Linked DNA regions of Homo sapiens: all the other regions are linked to region 1. A link is an interaction called in ENCODE POLR2A ChIA-PET data of the cell type or tissue named here. Cell type or tissue: K562. All regions are shown on one strand. Region 1 has its middle 18 kb from the start of YPEL1. Region 2 overlaps PPM1F (protein phosphatase, Mg2+/Mn2+ dependent 1F). Region 3 overlaps MAPK1 (mitogen-activated protein kinase 1). Region 4 holds the start of SDF2L1 (stromal cell derived factor 2 like 1).

Region 1 (4,000 bases):
TATATCCATACAATGGAATATTATTCAGTGATAAGAAGAAATGAGCTATGTAGCCACCAACAGACATGGTGGAATATTGACTGCATATGGCTGAAAGATGTCTGAAAATGACACATTCTGTTCTAACTACATGACATTTTAGAAAGGCAAAACCACAGCAACAGTAAAAAGCCGCATGGCTGTCAAGGGTTGGCGGGGGATAGGTGTGCTGATGGTGCAGGGGTGGGTGTGTGGGACTCCATGTACTATCTGCTTAATTACTCTGTAAAAAGCGGTACTAAAAGAGTAAAATCTACTTTAAAAATAGAGAGATGAGCAAGAGGGGAGGAATGACCAGGTTTGCTGAAGAGAGAGGCTTCGGGGGCCTCACAGGGGTCAGGACTTGTCTAAGAGGAGTTTGATAACCATGGCCAAGGAGAGACATGGGCTTCCAGTGATCTGAGACGATCCTGACAATGGAATGTTAATTACAACCTTCAAGATTTAACATTACAGTCCTGGAGAGCCAAACATTCGTAAATGCAGTGCAAGGTCTACTTGTGCAGAGTGAACAGATGAAAGCATCAATGGCAGGAGGTAAAATGAAAGATTTCTGTGGACAGAAACGTCCTGGAGTTCTCGGCACCTGCATGTAGCCTCCCCACTGCTGGCTGACATGGCATTTTTTCTTTTAAAGAGAGTGGGTCTTGCTCTGTTGCCCAGGAGGAGTGCAGTGGTGCGATCATAGCTCACTGCAGCCTTGAACCACTGGGTTCAAGTGATCCTCCTGCCTCAGCCTCTCCAGTAGCTGGGACCACGGGCATGCGCCACTATACCTGGCTAATTTTTTTTTTCATTATTTTTTGTAGAGGTAAATACAACCTGTGTTGTCCAGGCTGGCTCTGAACACCTAGTTTCAAGAGATCCTCTTACCTTGGCCTGTCAAAGCACAGGGATTACAGGTGTGAGCCACTGCACAGCACACAGCACTATTTTCGAGTTTTAATGATTCCTCTTCTCTGGTTACCAAGGTAATACAAAGTATTAAACCTCCTGGTGTATCTGTCAAGAGGTGCTGCACCTTGGAAATTCTCCTGCACACCAGGAGTGTCCTGCTCTCTGCTGTGGCCCAGGGCTGTGTGGTCTTGGGCCTTTCCTCCATCCTCTGGAGTCAGATCTGGCAGGCACATGCTGTGCATTAAGCCTTGGGGCCGGCAGTGGAGGCCTGGCCAGGGCCCTTGGCTGGGGTCGAAGGGCTGATCCTGAAAGGGCACAGGACCAGCAGGCTGCAGCAGCAGGAGTGGTCTTCCATGGAAGGGGCTTCCCGGGGGAACTGCGTTACCTGATTCCCACCACGTGTGCCTGCTGCTTGTGGTGGGGTGCCGTGCAGGGGATCAGGACAGTGGGGGCTCCTTTGGGGGTCTGACATGGGCTCAGAGCCAGAAATGTACACCTGCCACCTCCTAGGAAAAGAAAGCACAAAGCAAAGACAAAGAGGGGAGGGGCGTGGCATGCAGCAGACCATGCTGTCACCCAGGTGGCCTTGCTATCTCTGACCTCAACCTTGGGCTGCACAGCTCATGGGAGCATCTAGTGGATGCTCCAACTAGATTGTGCCAAGGTGGGGCCGGGCCAACGTCTCAGCCACGAGGAATCCTCACAGAGCAGTCACCAGAGCCCTTGCTGCCGGGACACTTCCTCCAGTGCCCAGATATGGCCAGCCTGGGTGGCTGGGTGTGTCTGTCTTCCCTTTGGAGCTCCTTTTGCCAGGGGAAACTCTGTGTTCTCTGATCTCAGGTGGTGCCTATTTTGATGACAGCACGTTCTTTTTTTTTTTGAGACGGAGTCTCGCTCTGTCACCCAGGCTGGAGTGCAGTGGCGCAACCTCGGCTCACTGCAACCTCCACCTCCTGGGTTCAAGCAATTCTCCTGCCTCAGCCTCCCGAGCAGCTGGGACCACAGGCACAAGCCACCATGCCTGGCTAATTTTTGTATTTTTAGTAGAAGTGGGGTTTCACCATATTGGCCAGGCTGGTCTCAAACTCCTGACCTTGTGATCCGCCTGCCTCGGCCTCCCAAAGTGATGGGATTACAGGTGTGAGCCACCGCGCCCTGCCAATGATAGCACCTTCTTAAAACAGGGGAGCTTGTGTATACACTTAACCCTGAGTCGGTTTCGTGTCAACGTCGGATATGTGAGTGTTAGGCTGTTCTTGTGTTGGTATAAAAGAATACCTGAGACTGCATAATTTATAGAGAAAAGAGGTTTAATTGGCTCACAGTTCTGCAGGCTGCAGAGGAAGCATGGCACTAGCATCTGCTTGGCTTCTGGGAGGTCTCGGGGGCTTTTACTCCTGGCAGAAGGGGAAGTGGGAGCAGGCGCGGCACATGGCCAGAGCAGGGGTGAGAGCGTCAGTGTGGGGAGGTGCCACAGGCTTTTACACAACCTTATCTCACAAGGGTAGCACCTCCCATCAGGCCCCACCTCCAACACTGGGGACTACATCTTAGCAAGCTGTTTGGCGGGATCATCCAAACTTGTCATCAGCGAGCAACAAAGGGCTGCCAGAGGGGTGTGCATGCTGCCCCACCCAGGTTAGCACAGTCACGCTCACCCTGGGGGAGCACAGGCAGCCACTGTGACCCCACTATCACCCACCAACCAAACAGTGACTCTGGTGTCTACTTGGGAGTCTAATTCTCCTTATCTGAAAAAAAAAACCAATGCCTTCGGTCTGCCTTGTCCTTGCAGAACCGTCTTCGCTTCAGTCTATTCAAGGCTCTCTTCCCTTCAGAGAAGAGCCGGACACACTGTGGCTGGCTCCCTCCCCGGGGCCTGGCTGATGGTCCCCGGAGGGGCCGCAGCACTGGAGGCACATGTGTGGGCCACCTGCTCACCCTCTTTTCCACTTTCATCGCTTGTGAGAAAACAGAAATAAGAAACGGGCTGCGTCGTTAGCTGCCTCTCCTGCCTGCTGATTCCACTTGTGTTCTGTGCAGCCTGCATATCGTAGGCAGCAATAGCTCTCTCCTCAGAATTCACTTTGGCAGCCAAGCCCCCCTGCAGCTCCTCCTTGCCCTGTGCTCCCTTCTTGGGTAGATGCCCTTTAAACACTGTGCTCCCAGCCTTGGGGCCCTGTTTCCCAGCAACACTGAGTCCAGGGTGCTAATCCCCTGGCGCCTTCCGGCCACAGGCGGCCTTCACTGACAGTATGACTTTCTCCGGTTTGAAATCTGCATTGGCCCAGTCTTTCTTTCTTAACTGAGACATTGCAGATTTATGGACTTTTTTTTATTTTTATTTTTTGATACAGAGTTCTCACTCTGACGCCCAGGCTGGAGTGCAGTGGCGCCATCTCGGCTCACTGCAACCTCCGCCTCCCGGGTTCAAGCGATTCTCACGCCTCAGCCTCCAAGTAGCTGGGACTACAGGCGTCCGCCACCACACCGGGCCAAATTTATGGATTTTTGTTTCCAATCTAGCAGTGACAGTGCTTATTCTAAAACTGTGGCAGTCCATGCTGCTCTCATTCCTGCACTTATTCTTCTTTAGGCACTTAGCGCATTTGTAATTTTAACTTCTTTATATTAAATGGTTAAACCAATGCCTGGCCTCCCTGCTGAGTTATGTGTTGGGAGAGCAGTCTCGTTTGTTTTGCTGACTGCAATACTCATCGCCTTACAAATTCATGTCTTATCAGCCATTGCCTGCCCCTCCCCTATTTGTATGACCTCTCCAATAGCCTTAATCATCCTTCCTGTACTTTTAAACTAGTTAGATGACTGTACTCAATTCCCTAGCGAGGCCTTCCTGCTGCCGACCAGACAGTGATGCCCATGCTGCCAGCTCTCTGTCCTTTCTTGGTCCACTGTGGAGGCGTTAACAGTCATCTGTGGTCTTGTTTTGTTTTCTCAATTGCTCAGTCTTTTGTGACATTTGCTCTCCTCTCAGTTCCCATCACCATTTTTTGGCTCCTCTATGGCAGGCACATTATGCTATCTGTGGGAGGTAGACAGGTTC
Region 2 (4,000 bases), 170 kb after region 1:
TCCCCCTGCACTGCTCTGACCTGCCTGGAGCAGCCCTGCCCACCTCCAGCTCAGCCCTTCCTGTGGCTTGGCCCTGCAGATGGCCTCTGAGTCCTCCCCTAGCCCCCTGCCCTCTTCCCTCTACCCGACACCCTCCCCCAGCCTTGCCACTTTCAACTTTGCACGCCCTCAGTGAGCTCCCTGAGGCACCCAGGATCGGTCACTTGTGAGCCCCCTCTCAGGGTGCACTAGGGGACGTGGAGCTCTCATGCCTGTTCAGGGCATGGGGCAGAGCAAGGCAGGCGTGCTGCCAGCCACCGCGGCAAGGTGAGGGGCTGTGGCCTGTGCCATGGACTCCCAGCAGCATCCCTGCTGCCTCCAGACTGAGACAGAGACCCACGGGCTGCCTCTGTGCTTGCCTGAGCCTCTTAATTAAGAGTCTTTCCCAATGAGACCAATTTGATTACAAATTCACAAGATATTTGGGAATGTTCCAATCACACAGCAGCAAGGTCCCTCTGCCTGGGATCCAGCCAGGCCCAAGGGGGTGGGAATGCAGGCAGATGGGCCAAGGTCACCCGGGATGCCCAGAGCCCCGCTGTCGGGCCCAGGCACCACTACGTGGCAGTCGCAGCTCCTGCCAGTCACCTGGGCAGCGGGGGGAGGGGAGAACCTTGGGGGTGTTCAGCATCACAAAGAGGCGGAAAACTCTTCCAGAAAGATCTCACCAAAATCATGCCTCCCTAACAAAACAAATCCTGCTTTTCTAAAAACCTCAATGGGCCTATCCGAGCCCACTGCAGTCCTAGTTTCTTCAAAGCTGTGTAAGGCACTTGAATGGCTTATTAACACCACCTGGAAAAGTTCCTGTTTCAATCCTGATTTAGAAAATAAATTCAATAATACTGCAAAAAAAGGTTCCTTGAAAAATAGCTTTAAAAAAGTAAATACTTAAGTTTTCTAAAGAATAAAATAAATGCTAAGCTCTGCTTAAATTATATGACACAACAGGTCATCTTGGCACTGATAAAACAAAGAGAAAACCTGGAATACTGCTTCGGAATTAGACCTCCCTGGAAAAAAACAAACACACCAACAAAAGACACATGTGCGTCGCCGGTTCCGGGCTCAGGGAAGAGAGCAGCCCGGAAGGCCCTGGTGGGCCCAAGCACATCATGGCTGCCCTGGAGTGGGGGCAGGGGGGTGGCTGCTACAGAACAGACCCCTGGCTCTGCTGCGCTCTCCTCTTTGGGACACTGGTGTGGCCGACCAGGACTGGCTGGGCATATCTGTAAATATGAACCCACCTGGCCCTGGCCGCAGAGAGGAGCAATGGGAAACTGGGGCTGGCCACTCCGCTGCTGGGCCTGACCCAGGGGGTGCTTCAAGAGTTTGGCTCCTGGGTCCGCCCCAGGGTCCCACGTGCACAACCATGCTGCCCCATGCACACCAGTGTCTTTGGTTTGGCTGCCGTTGGGCACCTATGACCTCTGGTCCCACCCCGGGCCTAATAGGAGCTGGGAGCAAGAGCCGGTCCATCTTCTCTTTGGTGAGGTCTCCTAAGCTGCCTTCCACCATCTGCCCGCCACCCAGTGCAGTTCCACAGCCACCAGGACGGGCTGCGGGGGGTGTCCCGACTGGCTCTGGGGTGCTGGGGAAAGCACTGTGGGGCGGGCACCCTGTCCACTGCCTGCCACCTGTTGGGTCCTGAGGCTTCTGAGGGAGAGAAGGACAAGGATGGGAGGAAGGGGAGGGCAGGGGCCTGGAAACCACCTAGCTTCTTGGTGGAGCCTGGGTCTCAGGTTCTGGAAGGCTGGAGGGCAAGTCCTGCCTCCTCCCTTCTGCCTGGGGGTCCCCTTCTCCCTGGTTCCCGCCCTCCAGCAGCTCTTGGGGGTCCCTGAGGAAGACCACCATGACCGTGATGTTGTCGTGGGAGCCCCGCTCCCGGGCCGCAGCCACCAGCTCCTCGGCGACACGGAGCCCGCTGCCCTGCTGCCTGGTCAGGTGGCTCTGGACCAGGCCAACAACTTCCTGGTGGGGTACGACGTCAAAGAAGCCATCACAGGCAAGCAGCAGGTAGTCCTCGGAGCCCGTCAGCGCCCGGGAAGCTGCATCGGCCTCCCCAGACACGTAGGGCTTCTGGAAGACATCCCCTGGACAGGCGGAGAAGAGCCCGGGTCAGAGGACCACGGTGTCCACAGCTTCCTCCCCACCTACCCAGGCCTAGACCTCACATCCTGCAGGGACAGAGACCAACCTGCTCTCATGGGGTCTGGGGTCTGTTGCTCCCTTATGCAAACTGCCCAGTACTTCCCACTTGCCTGGGAACGGAAACCCCTGACCTTGGCCTGTGAGCTCCCCCTTTTTTTCTTTTTTCTTTTTTGAGATGGAGTCTTGCTCTGTCGCCAGGCTGCAGTGGCGCGATCTCAGCTCACTGCAACCTCTGCCTCCTGGGTTCAAGCGATTCCCCTGCCTCAGCCTCCCGAGTAGCTGGGATTACAGGCTCGCGCCACCATGCCCAGCTAATTGTTTTTTTTTTTTTTTGTATTTTAGTAGAGATGGGGTTTCACCATGTTGGCCAAGATGGTCTCGATCTCTTGACCTTGTGATCTGCCCACCTCAGCCTCCCAAAGTGCTGGGATTACAGGCATGAGCCACCACACCAGGCCGAGCTCCCTCTTTCTCTGCCCTAGCCGTCCCATCCTGGCCTCACTTCCTGGAGTGTCCAGAGACACAAGGAAAGACACAGCCTGAGGATGGGCTGTCAAGAAGGTGCCACATCTGCCAAAAAGGACAGAATGTTTCAGAGGGGTAGGTGCCAAATCCCTGGCAATCAGCTGGGGAGGGAGAGATTTTCTAAGTACCAGGAAGGAGGTGTGGTCACAGTGCCCACAGCCTGAGACCCGGCACTGACCGCATGCTGAGACAATGAGATGCAGGCTGGACCCACTTTTTTTTTTTTTTTTGAGATGGAGTTTCGCTCTTGTCGCCCAGGCTGCAGTGCAATGGTGCAATCTTGGCTCACCGCAACCTCCACCTCCAGGGTTCAGGTGATCCTGCTGCCTCAGCATCCCAAGTAGCTGCGATTACAGGCAGGCACCACCACGCCCGGCTAATGTTTTTTGTATTTTTAGTAGAGATGGGGTTTCACCATGTTGGTCAGGCTGGTCTCGAACTCCTGACCTCAGGTGATCCACCCGCCTTGGCCTCCCAAAGTGCTGGGATTACAGGCGTGAGCCACCGCGCCCAGCTACTTTTTTTTTTTTTTTTGAGACACAGTCTGGCTCTGTTGCCCAGGCTGGAGTGCAGTGGCACGATCTCCGCTTACTGTAACCTCCGCCTCTGGGTTCAAGCACTTCTCCTCCCTCAGCCTCCCAAGTAACTGAGATTACAGGCGCGTGCCACCACACCTGGCTAACTTTGTATTTTTTGTAGAGAAGGGGTTTCACCATGTTGGCCAGGCTGGTCTCGAACTCCCGATCTCAGGTGATCCGCCCACCTTGGCCTCCCAAAGTGCTGGGATTACAGGCGTGAGCCAGCATGCCCAGCCAGACCCATTACTTTTTAAAATTTTTATTTATTTTTATTATTATTTTTTGAGACAGAGTTTTCCTCGTTATCCAGGCTGGAGTGGAGTGGCGCGATCTCAGCTCACTGCAACCTCCGCCTTCTGGGTTCAAGTGATTCTCCTGCCTCAGCCTTCTGAATAGCTGGAATTACAGGGGCTCACTACCATGCCTGGCTAATTTTTTGTATTTTTTTTTTAGTAGACATGGGGTTTCATCAGGCTGGTCTCGAACTCCCGACCTCAGGTGATCCACCCACCTCGGCCTCCCAAAGTGCTGGGATTACAGGCGTGAGCCACCGCGCCCAGCGAACCCACTTTTTTCCCAAAAGAGAAAAAAGGATTGTCAGCATGAACGCGGGAGGAGGATAAACCTCATTTCCGGAATATTGGAAGCTCTACTTCCAGCCCATAGGGTGGTGAGCCACAGGTTTCTATGAGATTTGTAGGAGCTGT
Region 3 (4,000 bases), 100 kb after region 1:
GGTGAAACCCTGTCTCTACTAAAATACAAAAAATTACCTGGGGGTGGCAATACGCGCTTGTAGTCCCAGCTACTTGGGAGGCTGAGGCAGGAGAATTGCTTGAAACCAGGAGGTGGAGGTTGCAGTGAGCTGAGATGGCACCACTGCACTCCAGCCTGAGAGACAGAGCAAGACTCCATCTCAAAAAACAAACAAACAAAAAGAAACAAAAAACTAAAATAGGAAATGATGGATACTGCCTTAAGTAAACAAAATACACCTCGGTCCAAAGCCAGCATCTGACTTCATGTGAAAACATTAGAGACTTCCCTGCTAACATCACACACCACATAAGGCTAAAATATTTTCCAATTTACATTTTTAGAGGTAAGCATTAAATTCTATGATGCCAGACAAACATTTACCAGATTTTTTTTTTTGAGATAGAGTTTCACTCTTGTTGCTCAGGCTGGAGTGTAATGGCGCACAATCTCGGCTCGCCACAAGCTCCGCCTCCCAGGTTCAAGCGACTCTCCTGCCTCGGCCTCCCGAGTAGCTGGGATTACAGGCATGTGCCACCACACCCAGCTAATTTTGTATTTTTTGTAGAGACGGGGTTTCTCCATGTTGGTCAGGCTGGTCTCGAACTCCTGACCTCAGGTGATCCGCCTGCCTCGGCCTCCCAAAGTGCTGGGATTACAGGTGTGAGCCACCGCGTCTGGCCAAAATTTACCAGTTCTTGAATGCTGAATCCTGCTGGGATAACTGGAAACACTCCTAATGTTACTATAAACTCTCACACTGCCTTGTTGGCAATAATTAAATAGCTCTTTCTAGCAGTTGTGTTCAAGTGGACAGATAATCACAAATGTCTTTTCTTTCTAGCTCCCTTTGGACGAAAGAAAGAAAGAATTTACAACACGTCTAAAGATTGTCACTTTTATCATCCCTTTGAATGATAAGTGATCAGGGCTGTCCCAAAAGAATGCCTGAAAACATTACAAAATGTTATCATAAGCAGAATGGCTCACTAAGGGGATGAACATTCTGGCAAGTCTTAATCTAGCATCACTACCAACTGTTTTTTCACTGGTCTAAAACATAACATCTAATATTTTTATTTGCCTATATAGCCCTGCAGTAATAATTAACTTGTGAAAGGTCTACACTGATTTTTTTCTTTATAAAGTATTTGCTTCAACCATGGAACAGAAACAAAGTTGATTTAATGGGAAAAATGTAAATTTATTTGAGGATAGGTTCAGCACTGCTAAATTGAAAAGGGAAAGAAAATTTCAAACAAACCCCAAAAAGAAACATTTTCACATCTGTAGTGAAAAAGCTAAATAGCAGTACACTAAACTTGGTTACTGACAAAATAAATCCTTGTGGCCAAGGTGAGGCAAAGATATTACTCTCTACTTTGCTAGCCTACCTTGTGTTCAGTGAATTCAAACATTAATTGGGGCAATGTATTGTTTTTGCTTCATTTTCTTTAGCTGTGCAGTAAAGTCTTTGCTTTCATAGAAAGATTGTGCCAAGTTCTTTCTTTTTCAGAATTGCTTTTAAATCAGTTCTATTTAAGTATTTCTCTCTCTCTCAAACTTGACATTTTTCATTACACCTTTTTTTTCCAATGCCAAAATAGCAGCATTAACATTCATTCCAGTCACTAGGTAAAAACTCTCTTCAGTCAAACACACATGAATAATCTAATTCGTGAGGTAAACGACTACTGTCATACAGTATTACGAAGTTCCAACCTTACTTGCAGAGCAAAAAATAAAAAATAAAAATAGTCATTTTCCTCAAGGGTTTAATTGTGGGCTTTTAATGTTGAAGTAAATCAATTTACTAGTTTTTAACCTCAAGTTTTTCCCTATTTCATTATATCTCAATAATGATTATCCAGAGATTTCTGAGGTAAATTACATTAAAGACAGCGCTAGTAACTGGGAAACAATCCACACATGAATCTTAATATATTGCATATATGCTAATTTCATGTAATGTTCCTGAGGGCGGTGACAATATTAGAGCTGTACGAGACCCTAGAGACCATCCCAATCCCTTAACTCCACAGATGAGAAACACAAAAACTTGCAGAAGCAGAGTGACGAGCACATGCCCATGTGACATGTCATCAGAAGCAGGGACCAAGACTCAGGTCTCTTGCCTTCCAGGCCAGTCCTCTTTTGGTAGGCTAAAAGCTGCCTTTCACAGCTTCCCACAAATTTCAACACATCCTCACTCAAGTACGTTTCTGAAAGGGACTCACCGACAACTCTTTAGAGAAAAGGAACTATATCTCAAACCATAGGAAAAGTTCTATATCTAGCTTATCAAACTTTTAGTCTCTGAAGCATGTGAGAGTAAGTTTGCCAGTATTTCTTTCTCATTATCCCCCAATACTTTAGTGACTATTTCCAACAAACAAAACTAGACTATTCTCCCATACAAACAAAATGCTACCATCAAAATCGTCAACGCTCACCTGTCAGATTATGACCAAAGGCCTCTAAGTCAGAATCCCGCCCAGGCAAAATGACATGGCAGCCAACTGTGGAGCCTCGGTTGGCCTCGGATAGCTGGTCCCCCCTTCATTCACACCACATATCTGAGGACCAGATATGGAAAGCCTCTCATGCTGGAAAACTTGGCACAGTAGAAAGGCGGCCACACTTTTGCCCGTCACACAATGCACATTCACGGGGGACCTGTGCTAAACCATTCACAGACAACCTGTTTCTGGGTCAGGGTTTCGTATACAGCAGAGCAGTCAGCTATCGACACAAGGGTTTGTAACAAAAAACAAAAAACAACAAAAAAAAGGAAGGACAAACCAAAACAAAAAAGAAAATACCAAAAAAAAGAAGAGTTAAAAAAAAAAGAAGATAAAAATAAAATCATTAACACAGATACACGACTACAATCTAATTTTCAGACATTCTAGTTTTGCCAATCATGCCGATTCAGAATCATGAACCACATGGAGTTGCCATGTTTCTGCACACTTCTTTAGTGTGGAACAATTCCTCAGTGTTTTCTTGGTTCCATGATCTTGACTTAATTTTGAGGTTTACAGGCCAGTTATTTTGCAGAATATCCCTAAACTCGGGTTACCTTGATGTTGCCTCCTGAAGATTTGGATTATGCATGAAACACTTGACTGTCCCTATTCTAACTATATAAAGATGCTCCTTGACTTACTATGGACTTACATCCCAATAAACCCTTCATAAATGGAAAACCTCATAAGGTGAAATGCTTGTTTTTTTTGGGAAAGTTTCTTGCTCTGTTGCCAGGCGGGAATGCGGTGACACGACGACGGCTCACTGTAGCCTTGACCACTCAGGTTCAAGCGATCCTCAGCCCCAGGCTCCCAAGTAGCTGGGACTATAGGCACGTACCACCACACCTGGCTAATTTTTTTTTTTTTTAATTTTTAGTACCTTTAGTACAGAAAAGGCCTCACTATGTTGCCTAGATTGGTCTCAAACTCCTAAGCTCAAGGAATCCTCATGCCTCGGTCTCCCAAAGTCCTGGGATTATAGGCATGAGTCCTGCACCCAGCCTAGCTGAAAATACATTTAATACACCTAACTTACCAAACATCACAGCTTAGCTTAGCCTACCTTAAACATGTTCAGAGCACTTACATTAGCCTACAGTTGGGCAAAATCATCTAACGCAAAGCCCATTTTATAATAAAAGTGTTGAGTAACTCATATGATGTATGAAATACTATACTGAAAATGAAAAACAGAACAGTTGCGTGGGTACTCGGAAGTAAGGTTTCTACTGCATGTGTATCACTTCCATACCATTGTAAAGTCATCTGACCACCAAGCCAAATATTTGTACTTCTGCACATGCTGCTTTACATAGAGACCGAGACAAAGGGGGATTCACATCTTGTCAACCCTGTTTACTTCAAAGGAATAACAGAGCATTAACTAGGTACCAAGTGCTCAGGACTTCAAGTATACTGTTTTATTTAATACTCATGACAATCCTTTGA
Region 4 (4,000 bases), 110 kb before region 1:
ACGGTCCTAAATGCAATTGGGAAATGGCTGGCAGGTTCTAGCAGGGAACTGGCATGATCTTTTGATCTATGCTTTTACCACTTTTCTTTTGAGACGAAGTCTTACTTTATTGCCCAGGATGGAGGACAGTGGCGCGATCTTGGCTCACTGCAACCTCTGCCTCCTGGGTTCAAGTGATTCTCCCACCTCCGCCCTCCGAGCAGCTGGGATTACAGGCACATGAGACCATGCCTGGCTAATTTTTGCATTTTTAGTAGAGACGGGGTTTCACCATGTCTGGTCTGGAATTCCTGACCTCAGGTGATCCTCCTGCCTTCGCCTCCCAAAGTGCTGGGATTACAGGTGTGGGCCACCGGGCCCGGCCTATACCTGTAATCTTAACACTTTGGAAGGCCAAGGCGGGTGGATCACCTGAGGTCAGGAGTTCAAGACCAGCCAGGCCAACATGGTGAAACCCCGTCTCAACTAAAAGTACACAAATTAGCCAGGCCAACATGGTGAAAACCCGTCTCTACTAAAAATACAAAAATTAGCTGGGTGTGGTGATACATGCCTGTAATCCCAGCTACTCAGGGGGCTGAGGCAGGAGAATTGCCTGAACCCGGGAGGCAGAGGTTGCAGCAGTGAGCCGAGATCGTGCCACTGCACTCCAGCCTGAGTGACAGAGTAAGACTCCGTCTCAAAAAAAAAAAAAAAAAAAAAAAAAAAAAGACTTCTTGAATGATGCACATGGGAGACTCAAAAGTTTGAAAAAAAAAAAAAAAAAGGCTGGGTGCCGTGGTGGCTCATGCCTGTAATCCCAGCACTTTGGGAGGCTGAGGCAGGTGGATCACCTGAGGTCAGAAGTTTGAGACCAGCCTGGTCAACATGGTGAAACCCTGTCTCTACTAAATATATTTAAAAAAGTAGCCGGGCGTGATGATGCATGCCTGTAATCCCAGATACTCAGGAGGCTGAGGCAGGAGAATCACTTGAACCCAGGAGGTGGAGGTTGCAGTGAGCCGAGATCGCGCCATTACACTCCAGCCTGGGTAACAAGAGCGAAACTCCGTATTAAAGAAAAAAAAATTGTTGAATGAGATGTGAGGAGCAAGGTAAAGAGACGAATGAAAGAAGAATCCCAAGTTTTGGGCCTGAGCATCTGCAGAATGGAGGTGCCATTTACTGAGACTCATAAGCCTGGGGGAGGGGTAGTTTGAGGGCGGAGACCAGGAATTCTGCTTTGGATGTGCTGATTTTGAGATGATGGCTGACATGTCCAAGAGTATATATCCATCGCCTCTCAGATAGTACTTCAGCTCTTCCACCCTAGACTGGAGACCCCTCAAGTGCAGGGACTACCAAATCCAGGGCAGACTGACTTTTAACCGTTTGGACACCTAAATGCTGAAAAGATCAAGGTGTCTTATACTACATGTAACTCAAAATCAAAACAGTATTAAACACGAAACCCCCAAAATAACATGTTGCTGTAATGAAAATGGCTTTACTCTGGATTTTCTGAACGCAAAATTCTGGATGATTTAATTAAATATGAACTTTTCTCTCTGCTTTGCCTGTGCTTCAACTACACCCTAGTCAGACTCTTGAGCCCAGAGCTATTTGCTCTGTGACCCCACAGGATCTGGAGTGAAGCTGCTGTAACAATGTCCCATGAATGAATAAATAAACAGAGGTGTAAGTTTTCCTCCCTTGAAGGTTGAGCTGACAACACTCTGAGAAGGCGGCAAGAAGGAGACCTACTCATGGCCAGGAGACCTGGGACACGGTCGCCCAGGCATGGTTCCCACAGCCCCTTGGTCTCCTTTGACTCTGGTTTCCTAAGACAGCTTTGGGACTTTCTGGTGAGAAGCTGCCATTATTCTCAACGCTACAGCTCCCTGCTGCCCTCTCCTGCCCGATGACCCAGTGACCACGAGATTTAGCCACGAAAGGAGTCAAATGTATAAGTGGCCAGGGGAATTCAGAAACCCCAGGGTCTAGGGACTGTGGTGACCCAGTATCAGAGAGGGCCTAGGGCCGAATGACTGGAGGTTTCATTAATCCCGGGGTCCAGGGACTTAAGGACTGATCCCGATTCAGTGACCCCGGGATCTGTCGACTTTGTGACCACAAAATCTAGCGATCCAACAACCTCAAGACCCTGCAGCTGCGGGCCCAGGTTCTGAGGGGAGAGACTCATTACTGAGTGCCCAGGAGTCCAGGATCAAGGGGCGTCGTGAAAACGTGCCTGCAGGGTCCTAGGATCCTGAGCCGGTGTCCAGGGACTCACCGGCTGCGAGGAGCCGCGTCTTCACCAACTGTTCACGCTCACTCTCCGCGGCTCGGAGACTCAGCCGCCCTTCCCTGGGCACTCATTGGTAAGTCCTCGGAAGCGTGGACCAATCAAAACCCTCCTCGTGTCTCCAGTCCCCGCCCAGCTACGGCTCTCGCGAACCGGGGGCGGGCCCTCCCCGCGCTGACCCAGTGGCAGTGCAAGCGGAGTGCCGCGCGGGCCGACTATTGGCTGCCGCAAGCGGGCGCTGTCAGAACCGGATTGGGCCGCGGCGGGGACGGAAGCGGCCCCTGGGCCCGAGGGGCTGGAGCCGGGCCGGGGCGATGTGGAGCGCGGGCCGCGGCGGGGCTGCCTGGCCGGTGCTGTTGGGGCTGCTGCTGGCGCTGTTAGTGCCGGGCGGTGGTGCCGCCAAGACCGGTGCGGAGCTCGTGACCTGCGGGTCGGTGCTGAAGCTGCTCAATACGCACCACCGCGTGCGGCTGCACTCGCACGACATCAAATACGGATCCGGTGCGTGGGGCCAGCGACTGGGAGAGCGCGGGGAACCGGGGCTCGGGGTTGGGAGTGTGGAGACAGGGTGGTCATGGGGGTCTGTGGGCCGTCTGGAAGCCGGGCGGCGGGGGCTCTAGAGTCGTTGGGAGGTCGAGGGGCCAAAGCTTTGAGGGTGTCGAGGATATTGAGGGTGGGGACGGTCGTCGGGGAACTGCGGGCCCAAAGACTGAGGGGGTGTCAGGCGGGGGCTGGGGGTGAGCCCTTGGGGTCCCCTGGGACATGTTCTGGTCCCAGGGCGAGGGTCCGGGGTTCCGCGATTGACGGAGACCCTGGGTGTGTGGGGTGTCACTCCTCAGGCAGCGGCCAGCAATCGGTGACCGGCGTAGAGGCGTCGGACGACGCCAATAGCTACTGGCGGATCCGCGGCGGCTCGGAGGGCGGGTGCCCGCGCGGGTCCCCGGTGCGCTGCGGGCAGGCGGTGAGGCTCACGCATGTGCTTACGGGCAAGAACCTGCACACGCACCACTTCCCGTCGCCGCTGTCCAACAACCAGGTGAGCCCCTCCCGGAGCCCCCAGAGAGACTCCTGGCCTGTGTGAGGGGCCAGAGACAGAGCCCTGGGTTCCAATCCGAGCCTCAGCTTCTTCGTGAAATGGAAATTTCACTTCAGAGATGGTTACTGAGCGCCCCCTCGGGGGACACAGAGTAACTCCGCCAGGATCCTGCCCTCAGGTGCTCCCGGCCCGGCAGGGAGAACGACGGGAGAGAGATCCGGAGAGATACGCCTGGATAGCTCTTCCTCTGGTGGCAAGTGGGACCCAGGAGGGGAATCCACACAGCCTTGAGGGTGGGGAATAGGAAACTCCACTGGGGAGGAGGAACTCAGGCTAGATCTGAAAGGATGATTAGGAGTCCTACAAGCCACAAAGGGGAAAGAGAGACTTCCCAGGCCAGCAGAAGAGATTGTGCCAATGCATGGAGGTCATTGGAATTCAGGGGATTGGAATGGAACAGTGGGTGCCCTTGGGGAGCTGGTGGAAGAAAATGTTTGAGATAGATAGACAGCTTGACTGTTAGCCTGAGGGGCTGAATTTTAGGCTGAAGGTAGGTCAGAGGGGTTAGGACTGGGAAAATGTGGAGGAGGAGGCCTTAGCTCCGTGGGGACCAGTGGTCTCTGCACAGACAGATGCAATGGTGTGTGCATGTGTCTGAAGAGCCCATGCTGGGGAGGGAG

What was found. Peaks named below come from ENCODE experiments on the same cell type or tissue, not always from the same donor. Only the 100,000 strongest peaks of a DNase experiment are listed, where the experiment ranks them.
Region 2: POLR2A ChIA-PET joins it to region 1 with 5 read pairs; 3 of 35 experiments call an interaction of 5 or more read pairs at or near these places.
Region 3: POLR2A ChIA-PET joins it to region 1 with 8 read pairs; 9 of 35 experiments call an interaction of 5 or more read pairs at or near these places.
Region 4: POLR2A ChIA-PET joins it to region 1 with 5 read pairs; 1 of 35 experiments calls an interaction of 5 or more read pairs at or near these places.

The regions. Positions count from the first base shown.
Region 1 is chr22:21,752,272-21,756,271 of GRCh38, forward strand. No RefSeq gene overlaps it. Among named protein-coding and RNA genes, the nearest start is that of YPEL1, 18 kb to the left of the region's middle. RefSeq lists enhancers at 2,230-2,359, 2,740-2,809. In K562, no CTCF peak of the experiment used is centred here; DNase peaks (open chromatin) are centred at 1,568, 2,480, 3,100 and 3,700; H3K4me3 peaks cover 1,417 bases.
Region 2 is chr22:21,921,340-21,925,339 of GRCh38, forward strand. It overlaps PPM1F (protein phosphatase, Mg2+/Mn2+ dependent 1F), which reads right to left. Exons shown (of 8, transcript NM_014634.4): 8 at 1-2,132. The coding sequence ends at 1,753. Among named protein-coding and RNA genes, the nearest start is that of PPM1F-AS1, 15 kb to the right of the region's middle. RefSeq lists an enhancer at 1-543. In K562, no CTCF peak of the experiment used is centred here; no DNase peak of the experiment used is centred here.
Region 3 is chr22:21,853,786-21,857,785 of GRCh38, forward strand. The region is part of intron 1 of MAPK1 (mitogen-activated protein kinase 1); the gene reads right to left. Among named protein-coding and RNA genes, the nearest start is that of MAPK1, 12 kb to the right of the region's middle. RefSeq lists an enhancer at 2,057-2,558. In K562, no CTCF peak of the experiment used is centred here; DNase peaks (open chromatin) are centred at 1,016, 1,364, 2,056 and 2,664.
Region 4 is chr22:21,639,739-21,643,738 of GRCh38, forward strand. It overlaps SDF2L1 (stromal cell derived factor 2 like 1), which reads left to right and starts at 2,564. Exons shown (of 3, transcript NM_022044.3): 1 at 2,564-2,785; 2 at 3,124-3,320. The coding sequence starts at 2,599. RefSeq lists a silencer at 2,373-2,802. In K562, CTCF peaks have their summits at 1,891 (motif pointing left), 2,505 and 3,450 (motif pointing left); DNase peaks (open chromatin) are centred at 1,893, 2,433, 3,143, 3,473 and 2 weaker places; H3K4me3 peaks cover 2,496 bases.